Regions from separate parts of the Homo sapiens genome. Here region 2 is linked to region 1. The links are chromatin loops, found by intact Hi-C in ENCODE. Cell type or tissue: sigmoid colon. All regions are shown on one strand. Each heading gives the region's core, and the rest is flanking DNA. Links, peaks and the distances in the headings are about the cores only.

Region 1 (2,905 bases), core at 149-2,648:
AACATATTTTTCTTATTACGGCTGTGTACCAAGCACAGAGCTACACATTTGAAATTTTTCAGTATAATTGTGAGATCCTGCTTAACTCTCATGTCCACTTCATAAAGCATGTCACCCTGAAAATCTGATCGCCGTGGACCCTATGTGACACTCAGTGTAACTGAGAGGGCTCTGGAAAGCCAAGCTGAACTTTTAATTAGTAAAGCAAATCATGGAAAACTGACAAGTCTGCTTTATATTTTATATGTAAAAAAGCAACATGGGTTTTTTAAAATGTGCGTTTTCCAGGGGTAGTTTTTGGTGACTGCTCTGCAGATTTTTAAGGCAATGTTAAACAACATTTTTATTTTTATTGTGAAACCTTTTTTTTATTGTTTATTCAAAGTGCTGCTGTAATTGGTGTTTGTATGTCTCTCTCTTAAGTGTGGTTTGCAGTGAATCACTTGTTGCCCCTTAAACAGTTAGCCTGGATTTAACCTCCAAGAGATTAAGTCTGGCAGAGTCTGAATTTTACACTGCTCTTTTCTTTGGAAGCTCTTCTGAAATCAGTGGAATAGAAATACAGGGGTACGAACAGCTCATCTGACAGGTAGGGAAGATTAATCCCCTTTAGAAAGGTTTCAGCTGGTGGACTGGCACTCCTTTAAAATGCATTCCCTGAGAGGCCAGGATGGGAAAAGTTATTAGTGAAATGGGAACTGGATGTGAAGGACTTGAGCTCCCTAATCTGCAGGACCTGGCTAGTCTGTTGTAGTGCTGGAAATTTGTGTACTCTTTGTAATCCTTTCCCTTGGAGAGTTCTAATTATATAATTCCACATTGTAGTCAGGGAAAAGAAAGTTAACGCTACAAACTGTTACTCCTTCCCAGGGTTTATAACCATCTTCTAAAATGGTTCCTTGATGACAGGCCTTTCCTTTTGGTGTTTATCTGGTTCATTCCCTGGGAACCTGGAGGGGACACTGTGAAGGACTCCCTCCTCCTCCTCTTCCACACCCCATCAGCGTCTTGTGGTTTCCACGTGGTGAAGGGCTGGGCAGCCCAATTTTGGGTTTACCTTGAGGTGCCTCCTTGGGGGCTCCTCGGGGCGGGCTCTTCCTTGCTCTTGCCCATTGGTTGTGACTCCATACATTGTCATTAGGATATTTCCTTTTTGGGAGCCCCGTGGTGACCACCAAGTGGAGAATACCAAGCATGTAAGGTTTCAAAGTAAAGAAACCAGGGGGCTTTGTTTTGCAGTGGAAGCATTGCTAGCTAGGTCTGGATTTTTATTGGTTGCACCCCAGCTGCATGGCCAATAGCAATTTCATGAAGGGACTGTTGGGTTGAAGGGACTGGCTTTGAAAACATTACTTCTCAGTGACCCTTTGGGCTCTTAGGTTCTGCTTTGCCCCACAACACCACCATAACACTGTTGAGGCTTTCAGTGGGTAGTGTGGGCTTCTTGAGTTTTGAAAGTAAAAATCCAAGCAACAAGAGGCGCTCCAGCCCATTAATTATAGCTGCAACTGGCCGGGGTTTTGTAGCAGCCGCCTTTTTCTAGCATGTATTTATTTGGTTTTGTTGAAGAGCTTGCCAAGTTGGAAACGAGGGCGGGACAGCTTTGCTTGCGTGTGCAGTTGTCATAAAATATGTCTGGGGTGTAATCTGTTTAAAATCATATTCGTAGAGTGGCCAAAGAATTGTTGAACAGTGTTGGGAATTTTCATAAAGCTTTTACAAAATAGGGAATTTTATTGGTGTGGTTGGCACTGTTTTTGGGATTTCTGTGGGTGTTTTCTTTTTAAGTCCTATCTCTGAAAAAAGCAAAAAACTCAAAAGCTAAAGGGAAGGAAATAATTACAGAAAAATGTAGCTTAATTCGACTAAGTAGCTTGGTCCTCTAGAAATCCTTAAGTTCTAGTGGGAAGTGGTGTGTATGTCTTTAATTGTCGCTGGAATGAGCTTCAGTAAGCACTCTGTCACTTTCTAGATGTTATCAGAGGAGAATGTGGCGGCTGCTTCAAGTCCTCCTGGAGTGGGGGAGGGTTCCCCTAAATCCCAAATACTCCTAGCCTAATGGTTTCCACACCCTCCTGGAGGGATAGTTAACACAATGGGCAGTTAAAATAAGGAAATGTTTAGGCCTGAACTCCTCATTGTAGGCTTGTGCTGTGGAATATAGTAGCCACCAGGCACACACAGCTATATAAGTTAAAATTAATTAAAATTAAAAGAAATTAAAGATTCACTTCCTCCCCTTCACTGGCTTCATTTCAGGTGTCAGTAGCCACAAATTGCTATGCAAAAATGTCACTGGGATTTTAGTAGAGGTTGCATTGAATTGGTAGATGGATCTGAGTAGTATTAACTTTTTTTTTTTTTTTTGAGTTAAGGTCTTGCTCTGTCACCCAGGCTGGAGTGCAGTGGTGCAAACACGGCTCACTACCTCTGGCCTTAACCTCCTGGGCTAAGCCTCTACCTCCTGGGCTCAAGTTATCCTCCCATCTTAGCCTCTGAAGTAGCTGGAACCACAGGCACGCGCTACCGTGCCTGGCTAATTCTTTGATTTTTTTTCGTAGAGATGGAGGTCCACTTGTGTTGCCCAGGCTGGTCTTGAACTCCTGGGCTGAAGGGATTCCCCACCCCCACCCCAGTCCTGGGATCGTAGGCATGAGCCACCTCACTGGCCATCATCTTAACAGTATTGTCTTCCTGTCCATAAACACAGGATGTCTTAACATTTATTTAGACCTTTCATTTCTTTCAGCAATGTTTTTTAGTTTTTAGTGTATGAGTCTTTTGCCTCTTAAGTTAAATCTATTCCTGAGTATTTTATTCTTTTCGAGCTGTTGTAATTGGAATTGTGTTTTTTAAATTTCCTTTTCACATTGCCCACTGTTAGTGCACAGAAATGTAACATTTT
Region 2 (2,905 bases), core at 125-2,624, 140 kb after region 1:
TCCCATCTTTCTTCTTTCTGTATTCACCCCTCGGCGTTGGGTTGAAAGGTGTGCATATGTGTGTGTGTGGGTGTGTGTACGTATGTTCATACTTGTGTGTGAGCATGTGCATGGGTGTGTACATGTACTTCTGCTGCCATCCTATGAAGACATGCCCAGGCCACGCTGGCATTTCTTCCTCTGCCACTCCTTAGGTTGGTGAGTGTGATTTAGATTTCCAGCTTTCATGTGGAGAGTGTGTGCCTCTCCGGCTAGGGGGAGCAGCCTGTTTAGGCTTCCTGCTCTAGCTGAGAAGTAGAGACTTATTCAGGAACAGGAGAAGAGAAGGAGGGAAGCTGAAACTAATGGAAGGAGAGGGGCTGATAGGAGAACTTGGAATCCCAGGAGCAGCCGCTGACTGCCATGAGGCTGTGTCTTGGGGTCCTCACCTGTGTACCTGGGCCCCAGGCTGGGAGAAGGAATGCTGGATGATGGTCTCTCAAATCTGTTCTCCCCTGCCCCTAACTCCGTGTCTTGGAGTGGATGGACAGAACTGCATGGCCATGTGACTGTCCCAGGCCGAGCAAAGGTGTCCAGAGGCCTGCAGGTGGTGCTGGCACCAGAGGCTTCTGCATGACCTTATGTGCAGTGGTCACTGAGGCAGACAGGGCTTCTGAGGGGCCTCACCCTCAGGGAACTCGAGGATAGTCATGTGGCTTTGGAAGGCCAGAAGCCATTTAATTGGGTGTCATCATTAAATACTACTTTCGTCCTACCATGTGAAGTACTTTGAATAAATGCTTTTTTCTGTGAGAAAGGAGGGCTAAGGGTACATACCTTATTCCTATGAAGCATTTTGGTTTTAGCTTTTAAATCACAAAGGAAAGAAAAAGGAATTTCCTAGGGGGTGGGTGTGCAGTCATAGAGAGGGCTAGATAGTAGAATGAAGCGTTTGAATGATCTAGCTAACTTAAGTAAAAATAACTCAGTCAACTGACAGAGGAGCCTGACAGCCCGTTCTCATTCATGCTTCTCATCTCAGAGTGCAGTTCTGTGACCACCCCCCCACTCTGAATCCATTGCTGTAGTTTCATCTCTAAAGATTGGCCCTAGTTGGTGAATTGGGAATTTAGGAATTAGCCCTGGGCAGGAGCCGGCAGGAGCCCAAGGCAGCTGCACAGTGAAGGCATGCCTGGAACTGAAGTACAGGCCGCATGACGCTCTGCCACCCTGGCTAAAGCGTGGCCCATGTGAGCCGCCTTTCTCTCTCCTCAGGAGATGAGCATGCAGTCTCCAAGGACGGCCGCAGGGGTGCTAAGCCCTTGACACTTGGAGGCTCCCTGGCCTGGCAGTTCCATGAGGCTGGAGTTTAATAAGAGGCTGTCGAGCAAAGGTCCCCCAAGGGTGGCTTTGTGGCCTTGGCAGCTGTGGGGCTGGCACACGCACTGCTACAATAGCTTCTGGGAATTAGGGCTGTGTTAATTGCCTCAACGTTTCAAATCAGAGGGTTGCTGGAACACAGGAGAGAGAGAGGCAAAGGTGGTGGTAAACTCTTCCCTCCTGCCAGTTCCTGAGCCTGCCATTCCTGCTGCTAGCCTTGATAGTGGCAATGCTTGCAATGGGACCCTGACGGAGCCGTGTGGCAGGCCTGGCTCTGTGCTGAGCAGCTTTGAAGGGTGGATGATACCATGATGGTTCCTATTTTCAGATGAGTAGACTCAGCCACAAGCCACTCTCCTAATGTCAAAAGGTCAGAAATGAGTGTGTTTCTGGTGATTTTAGGGTCATAGCAAATTAATAACGAAATCTCAAATCTTTTCATCCAGAGAAGAGATCATCCCAGAAAATATGTGGTGTGTCCTCAAAGTCAACTCCCTAATAAGGTGTTTTATGCCATGGAGTTGCACATTCAGCAGAGATTGTAAGGTCTACCATGAAGCAGGACTTGCACAGTCAAAGCAATTCTTGAAAATGACTGAAGGTCCCTGGAAAGTATAAGCTGTCGGTTTTATGCACAAGGCCACATGCTGTCATGAGGGAGGCACATCTGTGTGTACGCCCACGTAGGGCTGTGGGCCCCCCAAGGACCCATACGCAAGGCCACATGCAGTCATGAAGGGAAACACATCCGTGTATGTCCATGCCTGGCTGTGGTTCCACCCAGGGCATGCTTCTCTTCTTGGAATGTTCTATGTGGGTTTTTTTGTTGTTGTCTCCTTCTGTGAAATTCTCATAGTTTGCATGGTTTTTAAAAAATTGTGTTAAAAAATACATAACAGAAAATTTAGCATCTTAACCATTTCTGAGTGTACAGTTCTGATACATTCACGTTGTTGTGTGACCAGTCTCCAAAACTGTTTTCATCCTGCATAGCAGAAACATTAAACAACTCCCTGTCCCCTCCTCCAGCCTCTGGCAGCCTCCATTCTGTTTTCTGTTTCTGTGGATTTGATTGCTCTGGATATTTCACAGAAGTGATTCACATAGCCTTTGTCGTTTTGTGGCTGGCATATTTAGCATAATGTCCTCAAGGTTCATCCCTGATGTAGCAAATGACAGAATTTTCTTTCTTTTCAAGGCTGAATCATATTCTGTTGTGGAATATACCACATTTGTTTATCTCTTCATCCGACCTGAGGGCACTTGGGTTGCCTCCCCGTCTTTGTAATTTTTTTCTGTACCATTTTCTACAGAGGCTGCACCATTTTGCACCCCCACCAGCAGTGCACAGGGTTCCAGTTTCTCCACCTCCTCACCAAAACTTGTTATTTTCTGTTTTTACGGCTGCCTTAGTGGGTGTGAGCTGATAACCTGTTGTCGTGGTTGTGATTTGCGTTTCCTTAACGGCTAACGATGTTGAGCATCTTTCGGTGTGCTCGGTGGCCATATACATGTCTTCTTTGGAGAAATGTCTGCTGAAGTTTGT

What was found. Hi-C counts contacts between places; a loop is a spot of excess contacts. Peaks named below come from ENCODE experiments on the same cell type or tissue, not always from the same donor. Only the 100,000 strongest peaks of a DNase experiment are listed, where the experiment ranks them.
Region 2: it touches region 1 in a loop (2.5-fold over the local background); 5 of 110 quality-filtered maps call a loop at or near these places.

The regions. Positions count from the first base shown.
Region 1 is chr9:91,944,542-91,947,446 of GRCh38, reverse strand. All of the region lies in intron 1 of ROR2 (receptor tyrosine kinase like orphan receptor 2), which reads left to right. Among named protein-coding and RNA genes, the nearest start is that of ROR2, 4.2 kb to the left of the region's middle. RefSeq lists an enhancer at 1,735-2,236. In sigmoid colon, for the core only: no CTCF peak of the experiment used is centred there; a DNase peak (open chromatin) is centred at 1,556; H3K4me3 peaks cover 2,295 bases; H3K27ac peaks cover 829 bases.
Region 2 is chr9:91,802,878-91,805,782 of GRCh38, reverse strand. The region is part of intron 1 of ROR2 (receptor tyrosine kinase like orphan receptor 2); the gene reads left to right. Among named protein-coding and RNA genes, the nearest start is that of ROR2, 150 kb to the left of the region's middle. In sigmoid colon, for the core only: no CTCF peak of the experiment used is centred there; a DNase peak (open chromatin) is centred at 1,242.